Regions from separate parts of the Mus musculus genome. Here all the other regions are linked to region 1. The links are chromatin loops, found by intact Hi-C in ENCODE. Cell type or tissue: left cerebral cortex. All regions are shown on one strand.

Region 1 (8,000 bases):
TCAATTCACTGGTTGAATTGAAATATGACAGGTGTAATTTATATGTCGGGAATCGTTCCTCTGAGCCAGGTCAGTTAACACAGGCCTATCATTCACAAGATAAGGAAGAGGCCGGGGGTGAGGGGCATAAGTTCAAGGCCTTCCTGAGCTGCAGGATGTAGCTCTGTGGTAGAGAGCTTGATAACCATAATACCATAATGCTGAAATTCACTGGATCATACGATTGAATGAAGGTAGTCCAGGGAGTAAACTGTGTATTTGACCAGTGATTCCTTCCTCTCGTAGGCCAGATTGGCGGCGGCGGGTGGGGGTGGGGGGTCTGTTCTCAGAGGTAGCAGGAATCTTGTTGTTCTGCTTGGGACAAGATAGTGTTAAGCCTAGATTGGTTAGAGGCTCCTACCTCACAATGGGACAGGCTGAAGAGAAGCCAGGCAGGATGGGTGCTAAGTGACAAATCTAATATTTATCCCATGTTAATGGTGATGGCTTGCAGGCCCAGGATGCTTTGAGGTAAGATAAGGAGTAAGACTGAGGGCAACACCAGGCTAGCCAGATGGTTGCCATTTTTAGGATGCACTCTAAAGAGTGCCAAACAGTGGGTGGCCCTGAAAGGTGGGCTCAGAGTTGTCTTGGATTTCCTCCTCACCCTGACAGATATGTCCTGTTAAGACAAAACTTAAAACACCGCCATTTTTCCAGTTTTGCTAGCATGAGTTACCTGAATCTGGATCCTAAGACTTGGGTAGGGTCCATTTGTCCTAACGTATAAACAGCCATCTCAGAGAATCAAAACAGGCCCCTGAAGATAGCAAAGGGCTCTACTGAACCATTAAAACCTGTACTTTAAAAGGAAGTTTCTGACCACTTCGTATCCAATAGACTAGAAAGGAGTGTTCATCATTTTCTAACATGGGTCTTTAAGCATTTCTACCAACAATTCGTGGTGTTACTCCTTAGCCAGCAGCTCAGGAAACTGTTCTAGTCCTTATGAATGTATGAGCCGAAAGGTGTTATGGCCACATCTCTGTTCACCCACTCTCCCAGTCTCTTTCCTTTGGCTTCTGTGGTCACCATTTTGCAGAATTCCACCCCCAACTTTCCGTGTTACTAAGCTTGCCAGGATGAGGACTGGCTTGCTTACGATGCTGTCTGTTGACACCAGGCCCATTTCACGGCTGAACGGCTAAAGGCTGCTTTCCAGCTAAATAGTATTCTCACTCTCCCCATTAGCAAAGTTCCTCAGGACATGATAGCTCAGACACTCTGGGCCCAACAGTGTACACGTTTCATATTCACACTCATCCCAGGAAGCAGTTACTGCCTCTCTTTTGGAAACATTGAAGCAGAGGTGACTTACCCAAGACCTCTTTGCTACCAGAGTCAAAGCTGAGATCTGGTCCCATGCTCAGCACCTCCAATGGCATCTTCTGACAGAAAGTGAAAGCCACGGTTTTCATATCCCTCTAAGGACAGAAAATATAAGTTTCCAGTTCCACGTCCTTCTAGAACTTAAGTGGAGCACGTTATCTTGTGGGGACAGATGGTTATGACTTTAAATAGTTAGAAAAATCTAGTTAGGCAGATGTTTCTCTGATGACAAGGAGTATAAACACGACCCTAATGACTGCATTTGTTGAAAGTTACTGGTCGCTCCTGTCAGGACTGTTGCTTTTACTGTCAGTCTTCAGGCTGTATTAAAAAAAAAAATCAAGCATGAAGAGAATTGGCATTTAAAATGTGTTTACTCTTCACCGTCAAGACAAATGGAACCTTTCACTCAAAGTTGAACGAGAAGTCTGATTTGGTGTGGGAAATCACAAAGAACTGGGAATTGACAAATCTGTGGAAGGTCCATCTCATAAAATCCATTAAGAGAGTAGGAGAGATTTTCTTGCCAAGGGTCCTATAGCCGCACAAAATCTATGACTGGACTGCTTTGAAATCATGAGTGTTCTTACACAATAAACTTCAGGAAACCATTCACGGTTGGGCTCATTCTCAGGACAAAAACATCCTTTCTATCCCGTCCCTGGTCCAGTGTTTGATACAATTACTTAGTTTTCCAACCGTTTCCCCGACTCTCACACTTCCGATGCTCTATTATATTTGAACTTAGAAGGTGGTAATTTTTTGACTTCTGTTTTTATTCTTACTGGCTCAACTCCTTTCCTCATTGTTCAGTTTAATGTGTTTGAAAACTGCCTTGAACTGGCCCTTGTGAGGAAAACACCTTCACTGAGGCTCAACTGAGGGCATTCATGCCCTCCCAGGTCCTCTTTCTAGTTGATATTTTGAAGGTTGGTCAGAACAGTCCTTGCATTGCTCACAGTGTTACTATATCCACTATAGAAGCCCAGGGCTGGGGAGATCTAGGTATTCCGTGGAAGAAGATACGTTTAGTTAGAAATTGGCCCTCAGCCGGGCGGTGGTGTCACACGCCTTTAATCCCAGCACTTGGGAGGCAGAGGCAGGCAGATTTCTGAGTTCGAGGCCAACCTGGTCTACAAAGTGAGTTCCAGGACAGCCATGGCTATACAGAGAAACCCTGTCTCGAAAAAGAAGAAGAAGAAGAAGGAGGAGGAGGAGGAGGAGGAGGAGGAGGAGGAAAGGAAGGAAGGAAGGAAGGAAGGAAGGAAGGAAGGAAGGAAGGAAGAAAGAAAGAAAGAAAGAAAGAAAGAAAGAAAGAAAGAAAGAAAGAAAGAAAGAAAGAAAGAAAGAAAGAAAGAAAGAGAAAAAGAAATTGGCCCTCACCGATACTTTTAGGACGCCTTCAGTTTGAACTTAACCTTCCCAGAGCGTCACATGAGTTCATTGGAAGCAACTACATTCACCTGTAAAATCACCATAGCTGGATGGATGGTTTGTAGCTTCCAAGTGTGTGGAAAAGGGAGAAAATTTTGAACCTCAGCTATGTCAAAGGCAGAAAGTTCTGCCGCAGGCCCTGTGCAGAATGTGGGGAGCCTCTGTGTCCAAGGAAAAAGACATGGGCAAGAGGGCAGTTATGGTGAACACTCCTCTAACTTCTGCTCTTTACCAGGTGACCACAAATTCTTCAACCCAGCCCCTATTCTCTTCACCCAAGTCCTTGCTCAACCCCCGGCCCCCAGCCAGGCTGAGGCCAATCCACTCGCAGGTGACATCTTACCAGACTGCATTACCTGTGTTGTGATGGCCAGGCCCACAATTGTTAGTGAGCTCCCTGCGTTGGCCTCCACAGCCCTGTTCTTCTGTCAGCAGGCAGGCTATGGTGGCAGCTGTTCGTCCCTCACTTATCCTGTCCTTTCCCTCTTCCCATATAAGAGAATGTAACTACATTGTCATTTGTTTGTATGCCATCTGCTTTGTATTAAAAGTCTAAGCAGAATTTCTTGCCCACTAGATTTAGAGTTTTCACAAACGAGGTCTGTGTCTTATTCCTCTTCGTAACCCTGTGACCCCCCCCCCAGAGTTATCTATCTGAAGCCAGTGTTGAGAAGTATTCGCTGAACAATCTCTACTTTCCGTGGCCACAAATAAGGGCAGCGTGACACCCACACCTCCCACTACCAAGGAGACAAAAGGAATAGCAAAAAGAAAAAAGAAAGAAGGAGGAGGAAGAAGAGGAAGAGGGGGAGGAGGAGGAAGAGAAGGAGGAAGAAAAGGGAGAGGAGGAGGAGGAGGAGGAGGAGGCTGCAAAACCCAGGCGAGCAGAACGATGACATTAAAAATGGCTGAGATTCTGAAAATCGCCCAAATCTAGAGTCTAGAAAGTGAGTAGGTCCTGCCAACAAGGCAGATCTTTCCCTTCTGTGTTGAGCGGACTTCTTTTCCCACCAGATTGTTTTAACGGTGCCCTCTGCAGGCCATTTTCAAAACTGCAGCATTTGCCTCCTTTAAAGCTCACCTCTTGGCTTAGGGATCCTCTCTGAATAAATAGTTGACTTCTAAATTTACCTGAATGCAGTTACATCAGGAGGATGTTTCCTTAGTGAAATTCTCTCAGAACCCTTCCCACTATTACAGATAAAGGGGAGAAAACTGTTTCAGTGAGTACAGGCATACACCATATCTCCTCTCATGTTTGTAGATGTATAGCTTGTTATATTATTATGTATATTCTATACACATTTCAAATATTGTATACATGTATCTGTAATATTTATCATAACATATATGTGTGTGTACATATATGTTTGAAGAAAACAGACTTATCAGGAGGCATTAGCTTGTACAGTTATAGAGACCAACAAATCCCAAGGTCTGCAATGTAAGTCTGCAAGCTTAAGACATAAGAGAGCTGGCAGTGTGAATCCAAGGCCTGGAAAAGTAGAACTGAAGCTTCAAATGCAGTGTAAATATGTGTGTTCAGGACACAGGATGGGCTGATGTGCATCTGGAGGAAGGAGTTTTTCCCTCTTCCTTTTCCCAGCTTCTTTATGCTCTTAATGAATGGGGTCTCCATAGTGGTAGTTATCAAAAGCACTATATAATAATAAGGAGGACAATATGCCCTGACTCAGTCTACCCAGTCAAATGTTTACCTCCTCCCAGAAATAGCCTCCCAGATGCACCAGAATAATGTTCAAACAGCTGGGTGCCTGTGTCCAGCCAAGCTTGGTACCTAACGCTAACTCTCGCCATTCGTTTACAAACAGGTGTCCAGCGCTCACAGTTGTGGCTTGTTTTCAAAAGTAGGTTCTAGGTCTGTGTTAGTGTCCGCCAGTCTGTAGCCACAGCAGAGCACAGACACTGAGTGGGAGCACATCACTTAGGACCATTTTCTCACAGCAAGTAGAAACTCATTCACTCTCTCAGCCTAATGGAGGAGCGTCTGAAACCGGTTTCATTGAGTTCCGCTCAAACACGATCTGTGTAAATGGGAGGGGAATGGCTTGACTTTCTTGGCTCATCAATAAGGACAACCTTGGATCTACCTGTCACTCAAAGCAGTAGTGCCGCATAGCTCAAGCATCACCGCAGTAGCCTGGGCCCGGGACTGGGACTGGGAGTGGTTGGTGGGAACAACCCAACAGAGATGTCCATCAGGTAACTGGTCCACAAAAGCAGAATCCTCTGAAGAGTAAAGCTCCCTGGTTAGGGGTCTATCAGACATTGTTGGAGTTTGGATAGAAAATATCCTCCTTCCCCTAAAAAGGTTCATGTGGTGAGGCCTGAGGGTTTGGACATGAGCTGATACAGTTATTTTGGAAAGTTCTGGAATGTTTAGGGGGAGGGAGCTACCAGGAGGAAGTGACTCACTGAGAGGCAGGTCTTTAGGGACATATTGTCCCTGGCGCTTTAGCCTCCTCTATGGGCTTCCTATATACCACAAAAACTCCCAACCACCATAGCGTTCTGTCCAAACACAGGGCCAAGCAACTGTGGCCCGAGACCTCTGAAATCAGGAGCCTAAGTAAACCCTTCCTTGCCTTCAAGTCGTCTATGTTGTGTGTTTACAGCAATCACAGTGACTGTAGAGTCCTCCTTTTCTTTTCTCAGCCACGACCTTAAACTGTTCAGTTCAAGATAACCTTGAACTTCTGACCCTCCTGCAGGATCACAAGCACATGCCAGCTTGTCTGACCTTGGTTAGGGGGTCTCATTGCTCTTTACTGCAAAAAAATTACAGTCCCTTTACAAAGTTGGTCTTATTTTTAAAAATTGTGATTTAAGCCACCCATCCTCACTGTAAAACAGCAGAACACATCCAAAGGGGGAAGAAAAATTTTTAGAAAGAAAATTTAGGCATAATTTTTCCAATTTTAACATTAGAGCCTTCTTCTCAAATAAAATCCTTACATAAAGCGCCAGTGTGTGCAGTTAAAAAGAGCCAGTCCCTGTGGTACAACTAGGGATAAGAAAGGGCAAAGCTGGAACTTCCTAGTGGACATGAGATGGCTGCTACAGTGCCCCTAGGGACCTCGCAAGCCAGCAAGCTGGATACTACAGGTGACAACTGAAGCCACAAGTTGGATAATAACATCTTCTACCAGCTTTTGTTGGTATAAAGAACACTTTTCAGTTGCTCCACTGTCAACTTTTTATTGTATATGTATTTAGAGTAATTGTATAGATTATACTATAGAACTGCCAGGCTTATTTATTGTAGCATTTGTATTTGACATTCAGTTGCATCTAAGCAGACAGTGGGAAGGGTAAATAAACACACACAAAGGAGACTGCCGTTGCCATTTGTTCCTGTGTGAACAAAATAACACACCAGATGTGTAGCTAACGATCTGGGTGACCTTTCAGTTATCTGTTGGTACTGAGGTAGATTTACATACCAGGAAACGCATGGGGTGGTGTTAAGTAAGTGGTTTGATCTTTTCTGACAAACTCATAACTGGTAACTCAGTCAAAATCTACGCCTGCTGTCCCAGAAACCCTTCTCATTCATCATTCAGATAAAGCAACTAGAGGTCGGACGTCTGTCACCATGCTTAATTTTCCATTCTGAAATTTTGTATAAATGAGCGCATGCTGTAACTTGTGTCTGGTTTCTCTCTTAGTAGAATTCCTCCAGATGATGTCCGTATCAATCCGTGTTCCTGCTTTTGCTCCAGTACGGTTCTCTTGTACGAATGAATGTACCACAGTTTATCCCTTCTTCCATGGTGGGCAACTGGGTTGTTTCTAGTATTTAGCTATTGGGAAAATTCTTATCTAGGACATTCGGGGTCATATATTTCCATTTCTCTAGTTAAATACCAAATGCAAATCTTATGAGACCATGTCTTTTAAATTATACATTTGTGTATATATGTATACATATACATGTACACATATACATATCAAGGCTTTTCCAAGATGGCTGTCCTTTTTACACTCAGGTTGTTTCATCTCATCCCTTGACATCCATGGCTCTTTACATTTCCTCCATTCTCACTGCTGGATGGTTGCATCATCTACCCATGGCTTCGATTGGTATCTCCCTCTGAGTGGTAAGACCTTCTCATGCCCTGTCAGCCATCATTCTGTATTTTGTGAACCGCCCAACCTTCTGCCCTTTCACATACCGCATTGCTCATCTATGTATTACTAACTGGTGAGAGTTTCTCATATATCCTGAACAAAAGGTCTTTGTTCTATTAAAATTTGGCAAATTTTTCTTCCAGTTTTGAATCTGCTTTATTGAAAATGTGTTTTAATGAGCAGTTTTCAATTTGTGGACATTTTTCTTTTATAGTTATTACTTTCTGTGTTTGGGAAAATGCCCCCCCACACACACACACCACTAAATCATGGAAGTATTCATTTACATTTTCTTCTAGAAGATTTTTACTTAGAGTGTATATATCTATATCTATGATCTGTCTTGAAATGTGTATATATGCATACACATACACATAGCGGATTGGGATTAAAATTTGTCTTTTTTTAACATATAGATAGTCATTCCCACACATATCCATTAAGATTTTTTTTCAGTTGGGCATCTTAGTCGAACTGATTTCTCCATATAAAAGTGGAAGCTCCTATGCATACCTGCATCTCTACTTTAAATTTTCTATTTTATCTCCTTGTTCTCTTTCTTTTTCTCATCAATACTGTGTCCTATAGGGACTGTAGAATCAACATATTCATGTCTACAAAACAGATACTAAAATTGTTCATTGGGATCTGTTAGAATCTCTAAATCTGGGAAAACCCAGCAGGCTAGCAACATCGTCTCCTCTTTGCTGAGCATGGTGTACCTCTTCATTTAATGGAGCCAATGGTTACTTCTCACAGTGGTGTTTTATAGTTTTATGAACGAATCCCATGTATATCCTGCATCTATTTACATAGATGACTTAATGACTTAATGCCTCAATATTTAATGTCTTCATGCTGTTATAGAAGGCACTATGGTTTCATTTGTCACTATTTCTTTTTGCCGATTATCTTCATAAACTTCTCTATAGGGTTCATGGATTGTTTAGATCTTTAACTATTATTATATATAGCTTTGTAAAGTATATTATAATATCTATGTGTCCTTCCCTCTCTGTCTTATAGACTAGTTTGTAATTGCTATG
Region 2 (8,000 bases), 91 kb before region 1:
TGGCACAATCTAATTGGCTTGCCAATTTGTAAAAACAAACAAACAAACAAACAAAAAAAACATAAGGGACCCCATAAACAGTGAACAATGTGTTGGTGTTACATCTGTCACCAGAGAAATAGTAATTTTAGTCTTGTGATCCAACAGTGCAGAATTATGCCTTAATCACATTGACCAGTGTCCATTCATTGTTCGGTAATCGCCCTGTGCAAACCCCTGTGCTAGGGGCTGACCGCCCGAGGCACCAGCCCTCCGGCCTACAAAAAATCTTCAGAAAACCTCTCACCAGCCAGCAGAGAAAAACAGAGCTCAGAGCAATAATTGCCATCGCTGGGCAGTGTCATTCAAAGCCTAGAGCTAAAGAAAGGGGCTACAGAACTGGGGAAACCACTTTGTTGCAGCTAAAACTGAGAGAGAGAGAGAGAGAGAGAGAGAGAGAGAGAGAGAGAGAGAGAGAGAGAGAGAGAGAGAGAGAGAGAGAGAGAGGGAGAGAGAGGGAGGAAGGGGAGGAAGCTTGCCAGGAACACTTTGGAAAGAGAGAAAGTAAAAAGCCAAGTTTTTTAACTCAATCACTCATGGTCTCTTGAGAAACTTGGAGATCTCCTGTAGCTCTCTGTGCGAAGTGTTCTTCAGCTGGTTCTGTCTCACGTTGATGGTGTAACCATCCTCTGTTGGTAACAAAATAGGGGGGCCCAGGGAAAGAGGGGGGAGGAAAACCCACACCTGGCAAGAGTTTTCCGTATTTTCTGGTCTGTCAGGTGTGGGAGGGCTGCTACTACCTTCCACTCATCCCTGGGTGGGCATTCCTTTATCTCACTCTTCATGGGGTGGCCAAGGGGCAGCCCTACCTGGGATTCCTGGAGCTACCTTGCTAAAGCCCTGGGGTTATAGGAGAGAGGGATGAGGAAAAAATTCCCAACACCTGCGAGAGTGCGCACAGCCTTGATGAGCAGAGACTCCTCTCTATGGTTTTAGAGCTTTATTGTAGAAATGCAGGGGGCAAGAGAGAAGGTAGAAAGAGAGAGAGAGAGAGAGAGAGAGAGAGAGAGAGAGAGAGAGAGAGAGAGAGAGAGAGAGGAAAGGTCACAGAGAAAGAGAGTAAGAGGGAGAGAGGAGAGGAAAAGACAAAGAGAGAGGAGAGAGGAGAGAAGACAAAGAGAGAGGAGAAAGGGGGTGAAAATGAGGGATAAGAGGTAAGAGAGTGAGAAGTAAGAGCATAAGAGAGCGAGGTGGGGCTGAACAGCCCTTTTTATGGTCTTCACTGTTGCTAGGTAACTGGGGAGGAGTTTAGCCTGAAAATCAGAAGCTTGGGCCATTGCCTATGTGACTACTGACCATGCTTCTCTTGTGGGGGGTGGTAACTTAGGCAGGGGCCAGATTTCCAGGAGCATGAGGGAATGTCTACCATGTCATGAAGGTGAATTATCACCATTCCCGGGGTTCAGACCTCAGCTCAACTGGAGACCAGCTTGTCTGTGCATAGCCCAATGACCCCAATCCCCCCTCTCCTGGAACTTGTAACTGACTGTAGGAGTTATACACCAATGAGCTAACAGCTTGCCTGCATGTTTGCTTGGCCCAACATTCAGCTCTGCAGAAACATGCAACAGAGAAGCTTGGTCATGGTGTGTCTCCTCGAAGATGTCACATGGAAAAGGCCAAGTGAACAAGTTCTACAGAGTTGATGGGGCCAGCACAGGGAAGGGACACAGGAAGGGAATGACCCGTGTAAGGACCCTAGGGAGGATTCCAGGTAGTAGGCAGGAAAATAACCACAGAGGTCAGTGAACTTGGGAAGTTGAGGTAGTTAGAATGAGGGTGGCTGGCTCCACTATAGTGGCCTCTTAGCCAACAAACAATGTGGGCCACAGGCTCATTTACAAATGGGAACATTATTATTATTTTTTTTTTTTTACATTTGGCCACATTTCTGTCTTCAACCCAGTTGTGGAAACATACAGACCTTATAAAATACATCTCCTCATCTCACAACAATTGTAAAAGGGATAGGATTCTTTAAAAAGTAGCCTGCAGTAGTATATGTTGAATAAATAAATAAATAAATAATAAAGTAAATAAATACTTATTCAAGTAAAAAGCCTAAGGTATAATGTCTTCACATAACTCAGCGCAAGATAATGTCTCACTTCCACTATCCTTAATCTTTACATATAGATTTATTTATTTATTTATTTATTACCAGCCTCTGAATTTGTCATCAGAATACAGTCCTTAAATCAGTCTCGTTGGTGGGATTAAAATATTCAATGATAGCCTTACTTTTAAAAACAGCTCATTCTTCAGCAATTTCAAACATATATAATGCACGTTGGTCATATCTGCCCGTACCTTCTTTCCCCTCCATGGAACTCTATTTTTGTGGCCTACTGCATTTCATTAGGATTGCTAGCAGGAACCTGTTTGTGGGGGTGGGGGTGATTTTCACTTTAGCAAGGTTGACTTACCAGGATCTTCTGCATAGTTTACCAATTCAATGCTAAGGTTTCAGTATGGTCGCTGCTGTACATTTCCTAGGACACCATACCCTGGAAGCTTGCTTTGAGATGATGAGACCTTTAGTGGTCTTTAGTGGAGGTGGATCGTGATGGTAGTACCTCCGTGAAGAGATTAACAAAGATCTTCTGGAACTCGATTCATTCTTAGCAGACTGAGCTGTAGTGAAGCAAGCTCAGCTGTCTCAGCTCTATTTCTTTCACTTCTTATTCTATGTTCATTGATTCATCCCCCCTCCTGCTACACACATTGAAACTATGATGCCCTTTCTGGCTGTGTTGTGATATAGTAAGATCACCTTATCAGAACCAAGCAAATGTTTGTTTCATGTGTTTGGGTCTCTAAACTCTGAGCCAAATAAGCCTCATTTCTTTATGAAGTACCAATCTTCAGGTAAAAGAAAGTGAACTAAGATGGACCTTATTTTTTTTTTTATCTTAAAAGCTGACTATTTTTGGGACTCATGTTTTGTATCCTTGTTCCAGCTTTAACTCTAATGCTTCTGGGGAACCATGGATGTTAAGGTCAGGGGTCATCTCTAAGACCGAGAATTCAAAGCAAGACTTTCAGCTGGTTAAATGGCTAAATAATGGGTGTGGATCTATTCAGATCAGGGATCTACTTACTGATGGTCATATACATCCTTCAGTTCTGTTCATAAAAACCACTTGTTTCATAGTGGCTAAAGTGCCATGGTTGCACTGAGCTGTGGGTCACAGCCGCAAAGTATAGTTGCTTTCCTAAACTCATTGTGCGAATTTCATGTAGTCTTGCTGCCAGCTGCTCTTTTTCTTCTCAGGCTTCTTCTCAGGCATCTTAATATATGCAGCTATATAATCATTTGCATGGTCATTTGCATAAGATCTCATGCCCTCATTTGCATATGATCTCATGCCCCTCTGGCGAGAAACTTCACATTGCATGGAAACTCCTGCTTTGCTACTCTTGATGATGCTTCTGTGACATACGAGGAGTCCACTTGAAGAACAGAATTATGAACATCCTGCCCATTTCAGCATCCAGACACACTGTTAGTGTGCCGTAAGTGTAAATAAAGTTTTATTGGAACACAACCCTGCTTATCTGTTGAAGCATTACCCATGACTACTTTCAATAACAACTAAGCCCTTTAGATCTTTTGATAACGTTCTTGTTCCTTCCTTTGCTGGCACATTTTGGACACATTCCATCCAGGGAGAAAGTGACTTCACACTTGTATATGTGTGTTCACCACATCAGCTTTTGAACAAAGTCCTCTCAAGGGCTCTAAAGCTCTGCTGTCCCAGGCATGGCTCCTGTGTGTTTATGCAATCAGATCCCCGGTCAGCTTCCACTGACTCATGGAAGCTGGGACACATGTGTTTAGCATCTATTTAAATCACACTTATTACCATAGTAGCTAGGCATTTGGGTAAGCTTGCTATTTTTGCTAGAAAATAAAAAAAACAATTTAGACAAAACAAAAAAAAAACAAAAAACAAAAAACAAAAAAAAAAAACAAAAACAAACACACACACACAAAAAAAACCAAACAACAGGTCAGCACTAAGGCCTGCAGTGACCCTTTCCCTTGGCATGCAGAGCAAGGGGTGAGAATCAGGTCAAAGTGTCCCCAATAAAAGGTGTCAGTCATCTGGAATGTGTTTGTTAGCCCAGGCAAAAAGTAGGTCACCCCAGCTCCCCCAAAGTTGGCCAATTAGACCGAAGTTATTGTGTGGTTAGGAATAAAGGCTGTGATTCTCAGCAGAGGCTTGCTCTCCTGGCAGACCCGTATTCTAGGACAAACTCAATTCCCCAAAGCCTCCCATGCTAGATCCACCTCCATCTACTGAGAGCACTTTACAGGCACATGCCAGGGGCTTTGGTGACATTCCACAGGACAGCTCTGAAAAATGGCTGTACCTCAGCTGTGTGACGAAGGACATCTATACCCTAGCCACACAATTAGAGCACAGCTTAAGAGGGTAGAGGGGCTTTGTTTATGATGTGAAGTTTCTCAGGCTCCATCTGCTTCCTGAGAGACATTGAATCAGAATGTCTGCTGTGGCATGCAGGAGGATGGAGGTGGTGAGGGAAGCAAACCGTCTCTGAACCTCAGCTCTGGAGTCAAAAGTTTTGGACTCAAAACCCACACATCTTCCATAGCTGTTGCACAGCTGTGGGAGATCCAGTTGCCCCTTGAAGACTCAGTTCTTGCCCTCACCTCAGAGAGATAGAAAGATCCTACCCTACTGTAAAGGGCAGCAGCATGCTCTCTGAGGAGTGGTTGGCAAATCAGAAACTTGAGTGCAGATGATAGTTCTAAGTCACTTTAAATTATGGATACTGGAGAGACAGCTCCCTGGGTAAGAGTGATTACTTACTCTTGCAGAGGACCCGGATTCAGTTCCCGGAACCCACATAGCATTCCACAATCACCTATAACTCCAGTTCCAAAGGACACAAATGTCCTCTTTTGGTGTTTATGGGCTCTTGAATGTGTATTGTACACATAAGCTCATGCAGGCATGCACACATGCACACACAGACACATATGCATAAATATAATAAACAAACCTAAAATATTCTTAGTTACAACAATTTTATTACATAAGCTCATGCAGGCAGGCACATATGCACACACATATACATAAATATAATAAATAAACCTAAAAACATTTTCAATTACAGCAATTTTATTCATAGGGGCCATATATATATATGCTTCCTAAAAATAGAATAGGTGGAGGTGGAGATTAAAAATTAGATCACAGGAAGAATATAGAGAAGGGAAGAGTTATAGTTTTAACTAGGATAGTCAAGGACTTTTAAGATGGCATCTAGGTTTGGCGTTTTACTAGTTCAGTGGATGGTGATCCTATTTAATGAGATCTCTGGCAATAATAAATGAGTACAGCTGGGAAGAGGAGCCATTGGAAGGTTGCTAGGTAAGAGTAGACAGTAGGCTGCTGCCCTTGCTGGATCTGAGGAATCTGTTAATGGAGATTATGTAATTGGGTGTGTGCATCTGAGGTGTAAGGGCATAGTCAGGCTGTAGACATAAATTCTATGTCTTCAGTGTCCAGGAGGCCTTTGAAATTGGACTGGATTCAATCTCCAAGGACATGGGTGTAGAAAGAAAAAAGGGGGGAGGGTGCAGGCTCTAGTTGTTAGTCTTTCACTGTAGTGTGTAGGATCACAGAAAGGTGCCTCATCACCAGAAGCCCTTAGTGTTTGACAGTGCTTATGTGGCTGACTTAAGAATAAATACCAGGCAAGATGGCGCTGAGGGCTACATACTAGACTTTCAATTCTAATTTATAGGCAGACGGATTCAGTCTCTTCTAAAGAGCTATTTTGGGGAACAGAAGGGAAGATGCATTGGAAGGCAGAGTGGTAACAAGGAAGATTCCAGGGAGGAAGACCATTCCTGTACTTGAAGTCTACTCTGGAGAGCCTGAATGGCAGGAGAAATGGCTACAAAGGGAGAGGTGGGTGTCAGCTTTCACTAACAGCAACAAAACACTCGAGGAAATCAAGCTATAAGAGATTATTTGCCTCACAATTTGGCAGCCTTATTGCTTGGAGCCCTGACACATCACAAGTGGAAAGCATATTTGGTGAAGTTAAATTATTCCCCTCATGGGCAAAAGGCAAAAGAAGAAGGTTGGGTAGGCTAGTGTTCCTAAATATCCTTCAGAAGTATGCCCTGAACAACCCAATGACCTTCTACAAGGCTTTACATCCCAAAGGTTCAGCCACCTCCTAATGGCACTATCTTGGAGGCCTACACATGGGCCTGTGAAGGACATTCAAGGTCCAAACCCTATCAGGAAGATGGACCTGAGAGATATTGGGGAATAGAAATAGCAACCTGTGGAACATGTAGTCAGTGGTTGTGGAAGGGTTTACAGAGGGAAAGGCTTAAGACAACTTTGGGCTTCTATCTTGTGACTGGGTGGTAGAGTTAGTTTACAGTGGCATCTTGCTGAGAGATGGAGAAGGGGCTGTCACATTAACTGGTTTATGTATTAATTATTAAGAATCAGCAGGGACCTGGGAGCTCCCCTCCTCACTAATTACTTAGCTGGTAATTAGGCACTGGCTGATTAATGCTCTTGCTTGCCCCCCATGGGGTGGGAGGAGAGGCGCTGAGCCATCCTGAGTTGTGGAGTTGCATCACGAAGAGCCTGTGCAGTTGGTGGCACACCTCCATTCATCCCTCTTATCCAACTCTGAAGAGCCATCCTCAATATCAGGGTTTTCTTTTTCTACAGCTCTTCAGGGTTCTTGCTCAGTCAGAGGAAACAGGAGCTGTGTGTACCATGGGTGACAGTTCTGAGGAGTGGCTTTTGCAGAGGTGCCTTGGCAACTTTGATCTTCAGATACTTGCTATTAGTTGTCCATGCATCTATCAAGTTCATGTCCGAGTTTAATCTTCTGCTTTGGCTCTATGGCTTCTCCTTACTTGGGCTTTTGTTTTCCTGAGAAAGGCTTGTCCACTATAAATTGAATGACTGTCCCCAAGGCTGTTATAGCAGCTTAGTGTTAAGTGCTGGGGAAGAACCTGAAGCTATGTAGCCAATGTTCTTGAAACATGTGAAGACCCCCAGAGACCTAAGTTGCTTTAACTTATGAGCTCCACTCTAGACTCTTGTTGGAACAGTGGGGAATTCTGTAACTGGGAGAAATGGTCAGGATACCCCTTTTCACCTCCCAGTTCCAAGCATCCTCATGGAAAAGATCCAGAAGAGCCCTGGCAGCAGAAGCACGCAGCAGTTGCTATTGAGTCTGCAGTTGCTATTGAGCAGAGACGCTCCTGGCTGCTCAGCTCACTCCCCTGTTTTATCCAGAGAGAAAGTTCCAGCCTATGGGATGGTGTTTTACATACTGAGAGTGGCTCTTCACCCCTCAATTAAACATCTCGGTAACTATCTTCATAGTCACACCCAGAGGCAACCTTCCTAATGCTGTGAGCCTTTAATATAGTTCCTTGTGTTGTTGGGACCCCCCCCCCCAATCATAAACTCATTTAGTTGCTACTTCATAACTGTAATTTTGCTACTGTTATGAACCATAATGTGGTATGCAGGATATTTGATGTGTGACCTCTATAAAAGAGCCATTTGACCCTCAAAGGGATTGCAACCCATAGATTGAAAACCACTGTCTCAGGTGATTCTAAAATCCAATCAGGATATCAGTGAGGATTAACCTTCACAGGGCCCATTTTCTCATTTGGTAATTGTCAACTAAAGGTGAGTTGATATCTACACCAAACCAGGATTTAAGTTCCCTAGAGAGTTTTATATATATAAACTGTGAGGTCCTTCAGGACTCACTGGTGGGTGACATCATCTCGGAGGCCACTCTTGATTCCCCAGGTCTGGGTTGGATTCCTCCTAAAACATCAAAGATTCATAGCTCATAGAGTAAATATATATTTTCTATTGTCTCATATTTTTCATTGAAGTATCCCAGTCCCCGGCTCCATAGGAGTTAGATGC
Region 3 (8,000 bases), 100 kb before region 1:
CCACAGTTTAGAGCAACTCTTTGGATATTGGGTTTGCAGTTAGAAATGTCTATCACCTATCTGATGATGTAAGTGTGGCTGAGGGAGTGTAGAGTAGGGTGAGCTGTGATGATGTCATCAGAGGACAGCATGGGCTTCTTCCCAGGTCCCTCTCCTTATCCCAAGGTCTGGGTGCACTGCAGTATCAGCTCTCAACCAGAGGCATGCTGGAGATATCTAGAAAGCACTTCACACTATCTGGAGTTCATATTTTTAGACCCTGTTGCTTGACACAACTCAGATGGAGAGCGATACTCCTATTAACTAACAGGAAGAAACTGGATGCTTCTAGTATCTATAGTCTACAAGGCAGCCAATGACAGAGTGACCTGGCACAGAATGATGGTGGTGACAAACTGGAGACAACCTTGTCTGGTTCTAGAAAGGCCTGCTTGAATCCTATTTTCATGCCCCCCCACCTCTACACCTTTTCTCTGACCAGATTAGTGATGGGATTGTCTCATACTGTGCATCCCTGGTTATTCACTGATTATGAATGGCAACATTAGAATCTTGGTCCATGTCTCTGTCCCATCAAGAGTTTATTTATAAGAAACACATTGAAGGTAAGAGACATGATGGCAGTACATGCTTTTTCATGATATATTGTTTTAATCTTGCTCTGTTAGCCTTGGCACTTGTGAGTGAGTGGCGAACATCTGAATAGGAACTATGTTATCTGGACTTTTGGCCTGATACAAAATATTCAAGATCTCTGGATCAAACCTGTTGAAATCTTCTTGACCTCAGTTGTCTCTCCTGCTTCATGGCTATGCCTCTAAAAAATGAGAGATTTACTTCTTTTTCAACTGTGCGTCATATGCCTCTGGCAGCCTCTTGATAGTTGGCCCTCAGCTGCCAGGATCTTCTATCTACGGAGCAATTTGAGAGGATGCTCAAGCACCAAAAAATAGGAAAATATCTTGTTCTATTGAAGGGTCGCAGTCTCTTCTGCCACAAAGAGCACACTGACCATCCACTCTCCTCTCCTGGACCCAGGGTGCAGAGCAGGGAAGAGATAGCCGATCTCTCTCTCTCTCTCTCTCTCTCTCTCTCTCTCTCATGCTCCTTTGTACCTCATACAGAGCTGTCAGATTAGACTAATGCCAAGCCAGATGCTCTGGACTGAGCTTCTTAGAGACTCACTATGAACCAAGGAGTGGGAGGTGGGGACCTCAAAGATGTTTGAGCAGCAATGGGTAACGGGAGGAGTGTCTTAGAAAACTTTTGTTTGCACTTCCAGAATATCTCAGTATCAACTTTTGAGAGTCCCTGGAAATACTCCATCTCAGATATATGGTCAAGCTTGATTTGTATCTGTTCAGAGTTGCCAGCTTGGTTCCTGGCCTCTAGTTACCCACACATCAGTAGGGCCTTGCCACCTACCATCAACTTTTAGGTGTGTCACCCATTCATTAAAGATGTCTAGCCTGTGGGTCTAAGGGTTTCGATGCCATGGAGGCAGCAGTTTTAATAGCAAAGCATTCTTTTGTGGGTAAAGAAAGTTTTCCCCCACTAGGCTTGAGGTAGGAGGGGTGTTAAAACTTTTTGCATAGGAAGGAAAGCAGACAGGTGGCCTCGGAGCCATGGAGACCAGCAGAGTGTTCTCTAAGGGATACACTAAGGCCTCTATTTGGGGATAGTGTTCAATGGCTGAGGCAGAGACACTGTACTGCATGTTAGAAAATGGTAACCCATCTCTATGCAGTTTGTGGAGCATCTATTCCATTCCTGAACGAGCTTCTGGCAGATTCTCTCTTTTCCCCAGAAGCTTACGTGAAAAATATCCTCTCTGTTGTTTCAGTACTCCTTCCCTCCTGCTTCTGTTTGCCACTTTTATGGGCAACGGAAAGTTTGAAGGGGGAAGAGCAAACCAAGGCGTGAGAGCTGTGCCTCAACTCAGGGTCTTGGAGTTCACTTGGCTATGCTTATATTTTTGAGATTCTTCACAATAATCAGCTCTGGCTTCTAGTGGAGGTAAACTGTATCACTGCAACCGATAGTATTTGCAATGTCTGTGTCACTCATTCCTGCGCTCAACAAAAACTTCATTGAGAGCATGCTATGGTCTAGGCATAGAGCTGGTTCCATGAGAAACGTTAAGAGGAAGTGACACACATGTTCTCCTTTTCCAGGAAGGGTGTGTGGAAGAGAGCAGGTAAGACAGTGGTAGCCTAGTAGACTGCACACTATCTTGAGAAGCAGAGCTTCGGAAGCAAATAAGACAGTATACAGATGATGCTCTGATCCATGTTACCTGGGTGGCAACAGTGATGAAGTGCCACCAGGGCTGGTCTGTGTTCCCTGTGCATGAATTGAAAACTTATAGCAATGCCCAGGAAGACAAGCAGAGGGAGACAGAAGAGGAAACTGAGCAGGAGTATGGGCAATGCTAATTCTAACTATTAAAAACAAGCCAAACAGGTTACCACATAGTTCAGGCTGTCTGTGAACTGTGTAGCTAAGAATGGCTTTGAACTTCTGATCTCTAGCCTTCACCTACTGAGTGCCCTGGATTTACCATCATCCCTAATTTGTAGGTGCTAGGGATCAAACTCAGGGCTTTATACATGTGAATCAACTGAGCTACATCCCCATCCTCCCATTCTTCTTCAGTCTGGTGATGAATGTATTCTTGACCTGTGTCTTAATGCCACGGAATGTTACCTGGACATGCCCTTCATAGCTCTTCCTCCACTCCAAATCAGGACACAGTGATGAAGGGACAATGGCATCTGTGATAGGGTTTCTCAATCAAAAACACAAAAAACAAAAAACTTAAGTGGGAAATCTCACCAGGAGCCGTACAGCAGATTCTTTCAATCCATTCTTTATTGTAATGAGGTAGAATTTGTTTGCAGTTCCATAGAAACAGAAAAATAAACTGCTTCCAAGAACTATACAGGAGGTGGGAAGCATGCATGTGGAGACGCATATTTGAGGACCCAAACTATATGACATATATTGTCTGTCCTTTATCTCCCCCACCAAGAGGTGACACAAGATGTGATTCCCCATGAGATAGAGTAGCTGAGGCAGGGACTACAGACAGATCTGCCTTTGGAGCAAGAGCAGGACCAAGGAACGGACATCATCAAAGGAGCAAGGACTCCAGTCTGTGCTCAGAGGCAGCTAAGGACACGGCAGAGAAACACTTCGCTGTGGCCTGTTTCTACTGACATGCCTTTATGTGCATAATAGACTTCTCTTTTTCTGCTGCCAAGAAAGCTCCAGGAGCCAGCCTAAGCCTCTAGGGAATTCCAGAGCAGGAAGTAAGAAGGAGGCTGGGAAAGAGCAAACTCGCTGTGAAGGATGGTCGGAATCTGCCTGAATAGAGAGAGTATTTTCAAGTAGAAGAGACTGAGAATATAGCATGCACTGATTTTATGTGTTTCAGCTGACTTACACGTGCACAGGTGATTCTAACCTTCAAGAAGTAGGAGACTGCATCACCCAGCAGGGTCCCCTGTACCCCTTCCCCCTCAGCCTCTCCCCCAAACAACTTTTATTCCAGCATCTATCATCTATCATTTCAACATTATTATAATGAAACCTGTCTGGCCCGTTGGATGTATCAGTCATTTTTAAAATGTTGTGTGCAGTTCTATAGTATGAATGAACCACGATTTATTTCATCTTTTCACCTGTGGATAGAAATGTGGGTTGTTTCCCATTAGGGGTTCTTTCAAATGAAACTGCTGTGAACATTCCTCTGCATATCTTTTAGTGGGCACTTGTGTTTTACCAATGTGGAGCTGGGGTGGGTACTCTGGGCTCCACCTTAGGCACATGCACAGCTTTCTACTTAGTGTGCTCTGATCTTATATATGAGACAAAGGGAGCCCCAAGGGTGTCTGAGCATCTGGGGTTGGAAAAACCTAGGTGCAAGGCCAGTGAATGGAGTTCACAGTGGGGTACTGGGGAGATCCTGAAGTAAGTATGGGGGTACAGACTGGTCCAGGGAAAGCTGGTAAGGAAATAATGGTCAAAACCAAAAAGGCATTAAATAGGTCGGGGGGTAGACCATTTGCCTAGTAGATCTGTAACACACACACACACTTTGCCCCTTCTTAGAATTGGGAAGAAAACACCCATGGAAGGAGTTACAGAGACAAAGTTTGGAGCTGAAATGAAAGGATGGACCATCTAGAGACTGCCGTACCTGGGGATTCATCCCATAATCAGCCTCCAAACGCTGACACCATTGCATACACTAGCAAGATTTTGCTGAAAGGACCCAGATATAGCTGTCTCTTGTGAGTCTATGCCGGGGCCTAGCAAACACAGAAGTAGATGCTCACAGTCAGCTATTGGATGGATCACAGGGCCCCCAATGGAGGAGCTAGAGAAAGTACCCAAGGAGCTAAAGGGGTCTGCAACCCTAGAGGTGGAACAACAATATGAACTAACCAGTATCCCCCAGAGCTCATGTCTCTAGCTGCATATGTATCAGAAGATGGCCATCATTGGAAAAAGAGGCCCATTGGTCTTGCAAACTTTATATATCTCAGTACAGGGGAACACCAGGGTCAAGAAGTGGGAGGGGTGGGTAAGGGAGTGGGGGGGAGGGCATGGGGGACTTTTGGGATAGCATTGGAAATGTAAATGAAGAAAATACCTAATTTTTAAAAAAGAGACAAAGGCACATGTTTCAGTTGGGCACTCCACAGATCCTGCCAATCCCATTTGTTCATTAATAAAATAAAAAGGTTGCACAGGGCAATTCCTGAGTGGCATTTGAACTGCTTCATCTTATAGTGGTGTCAATGTCATGTGGCTGTGAATTACAACTTTAGTAATGAAATGTCTATGATAATTTGCTAAGAAAAGCTCATAGTCTCTTATGCATGTTATCTTAACATCCACATTTATATGTTAAGGGAAAACAAAAAGAGTGTATCAGTGGAGCCTCCAGTCTCCATAAAGGTTTCATTACAGGACCCCAGAGGGACACAAAAATCCTGGAGGGCTCCAGTCCCTTTGATAAAAATGTTTATTTATATGTAACCTATGAATATCCTCCCTTTAAATATCACTACTATAATGTTCAATTGATATAAAAACTGGAACTGTGGGACTGGAGACATGGCTCAGTGGTTAAAAGTGTATGCTGCTCTTGCAGAGGACTTGAGTTTGGTTCTCAGTCCATACTTTGGTCAGCTCAAAACTGCTGACAACTCTAGCTTTTTTGAGATCCACAGGCACTAAGTGTATGCTGCTCTCCCCTCAGCATCCACGTATTCAGGCATGATAGTTTGATTGAGAAAAATCCCATAGGGTCATAGATTTAAATGCTTTGTTGTTAGAGAGTGGCACTATTTGAAAGGATTAGAAGGTGTGTCCTTGTTGGAGGAAATGTATCACTGGGGTGGGCTTTAAGGTTTCAAAAGCCCAAGCCAGGCCCAGGGGCTCTCTCTTCCTGCTGCCTGTGGTGCCAGTGGATCTGAGTGTAGAACTCTCAGCTATTTCTCCATAAACTTCTGAAATTGTAAGCCAGCTCCAATCAAATGCTGTGTTTACTAAGAGTTGTTGTGATCTTGGAGTCTCTCTTCACAGTAATAGATCACTGGCCAAGACAACAGGTAATTAAGAAATATTTTAAATAAAGTTATCTTTAAACCATTTTTAATAAATTTACCATATTGTCCAGAAACTAATGAAAAGGAGTAAAATAAAGTGATGTTCAAAATATTTTCAACATGGGGTTTATTGAAACTTTGGAGACAAACTCAGAGGTGCAGGGGCCAACTCATTGTTTTCTTAGAGCTTTCTCCACTAGACCAGTCCAGCTGTTTTCATTCATACTTCAGGGGAAGCTGTTGAGCCTCTCATCAGTCACTATTTGTACCCCAGCAGTCTATCTCCTTCTGGACTCTTGCTACATGAGTCACCACACCCTGATGATCTGATGGCTTTTCTGTCTTACTCCCTGCAACCCAAAGTTGGGCACAAACTGGGAGCCATCTTCATTCACTCATTCACAGTAAGCTATCAGGTCCTCTGCTGACAATTTGTCTATGGACATGCTGTCCAGTGCAATACCACCACTTCCAGACATGGCACAGACTCCACTCTCTCTCCTTTTCTGACTTTAGCCAAGTGACCAAAAAGAACTACAGCCCTGAGAAGACACTCTTGTGACCTGTGGCTTCTTGTCCCACTCCAGTGCTATGACATGGCTCGTCCATGGGTAGAGCCTGCTCTGGAGAAATCAGGTGAGGCTCTTGGTGGATGCCCATTCATGTCAGTTGAGTAGAGCCAAATTATCAAATCAAACAGCTCAAGATGGCTGTTTGTTTGTCTAAATAAGAAACTGCTTTGAGAAGTGAAAACAGAGGAGTACAAGTATGGCTGTGGGGCTGATTATTTCAAAAATAACCAGCAAATGCTCCTGTTGTGCAAGTTTTTAGTCCTTTGGTCAGTTTCTATGGCTGAAAGGTACTCTTATTTTGCATATGAGAGCCAGCTCCAAGTGTGTTGTGGCCAGCTGGCTTAGTGGTAAACATATTACAGACTAGATTTCATGTTTCCACTGTTTCTACAGGCACTCAGGGTAATCAGGCATCCAAGTTCATAATAGCATCTGACACCTGGAAGGCTTGGAGCTTATTTAGCCAGAAGGTATTCCCACCAGGCTCAGTGGGCAGCACTGCTAATATCACAATAGTGTAGTCCCATAGCAGGGACAGAATGATGAGCCCTCTCTGAGCCACAACCACATACAGAGCTTGACATGGCCACACAGGAAGCAGAGAATACCTGTGTAGACCTCTGCCAGCATCAATTTTGTGATGTCCCCTGCTACTGGCCTCACTTGCTGTAGTAATCAATTGTCTCATTGCTGTGACAAAGGTCCTGACAAAGGCAACCTAAGGAAGGAAGATATATTTTGGCTCACAGTTTCAAGGGATTCAGTCCATCATGGCCGAAGAAGCAGGAAACATCTTCTCACACTAACTCTGCACTCAGGAAGCAGAAAGTGATGGATGCCTGTGCTCAGCTCACTCTTTCTGTTTTATTCACTCGGGAACCAGCCTTACCATTTCAATTAATCTAATCTAGGAAATTCTTCCCAGGTATTAACAACCACTCCCTGGCAAAGGCTTGTGGCCATAGTGTAATGCAATCATGAGTTCAGTCCACCTTTAAAAGTCCCCATAGTCTATCACAGTCTCAATACCTTTTAAAAGTCCAAAGTTCAAAGTCTCTTCTGAGACTCATGGCAGTCTCTTAGCTGTAACCTCCTGTAACATTAAAATCAATAAGCAGATCACATACTTCCGACACATTTTGGCACAGGATATACATTATCATTCTCTAGGAATGTAAGCGAGAAAATACTGGACCAAAGTAAGACCAAAACCCAGTTGAACAAACTCCAAATTCTGTACCTTTGTTTCTGATGTTAAGAGCTCCTTAGATCTCCAACTCCAGACTGCAACATACTTCTCTCTTGCGCTGTTTGCACACCTTGCTAGCAGCTTTCTTCGGCAGGCATCCCCTGACTCTGGCATCTCCAACACAACCCAGGCTTCATCTTCCCAGTTTCATGTAATGGTCTCTCTGGGCCTCCGTGCAGAGACACCCCTGATACACACCTAGTCTCTGCAACTTTCCTTAGCCTCAGAGGGAGATTCCACAACCCCTTTCTTGGTATCCTTTAAAGTCAAAACCGTGTGGCTGAAACTGCCTAGTTCTTCTGCTTACTGAGACTGGAACTTGGCCCCTTCAACCAATTATATTTGCATCAACTTTCTGTTGCCAGTGGTTTCCTTTATTGCTTGAGCTTAATTTTTTTTTCCTTTTTACGAGTTGGAAGCTTAGCTGGGTAGGGTCTTCCCCTGAGGTCACTACCCACTTTATTCCACCAGGCATCAAGCTTTTCCTTAAACTCTTTATCTCCTGGAGCACATGACTTAGCTCCATTACACTTACTGGTGCCCCCTTTATTTCTTCATAAA

The links. A loop is a pair of places that touch in the nucleus more often than their neighbours do. Peaks named below come from ENCODE experiments on the same cell type or tissue, not always from the same donor. Only the 100,000 strongest peaks of a DNase experiment are listed, where the experiment ranks them.
Region 2: a loop joins it to region 1, with 1.9 times the contacts of the local background. A loop is called at or near these places in 3 of 42 quality-filtered maps.
Region 3: a loop joins it to region 1, with 2.3 times the contacts of the local background. A loop is called at or near these places in 3 of 42 quality-filtered maps.

What each region holds. Positions count from the first base shown.
Region 1 is chr12:82,942,888-82,950,887 of GRCm38, forward strand. All of the region lies in intron 2 of Rgs6 (regulator of G-protein signaling 6), which reads left to right. Among named protein-coding and RNA genes, the nearest start is that of 1700085C21Rik, 7.7 kb to the left of the region's middle. In left cerebral cortex, a CTCF peak has its summit at 3,850 (motif pointing left); DNase peaks (open chromatin) are centred at 560, 1,123, 3,241 and 3,827.
Region 2 is chr12:82,851,731-82,859,730 of GRCm38, forward strand. The region is part of intron 2 of Rgs6 (regulator of G-protein signaling 6); the gene reads left to right. Among named protein-coding and RNA genes, the nearest start is that of Gm22149, 83 kb to the left of the region's middle. In left cerebral cortex, no CTCF peak of the experiment used is centred here; DNase peaks (open chromatin) are centred at 3,410, 3,820, 4,195, 4,839 and 1 more place; H3K27ac peaks cover 1,341 bases.
Region 3 is chr12:82,838,512-82,846,511 of GRCm38, forward strand. The region is part of intron 2 of Rgs6 (regulator of G-protein signaling 6); the gene reads left to right. Among named protein-coding and RNA genes, the nearest start is that of Gm22149, 70 kb to the left of the region's middle. In left cerebral cortex, no CTCF peak of the experiment used is centred here; a DNase peak (open chromatin) is centred at 3,236; H3K27ac peaks cover 523 bases.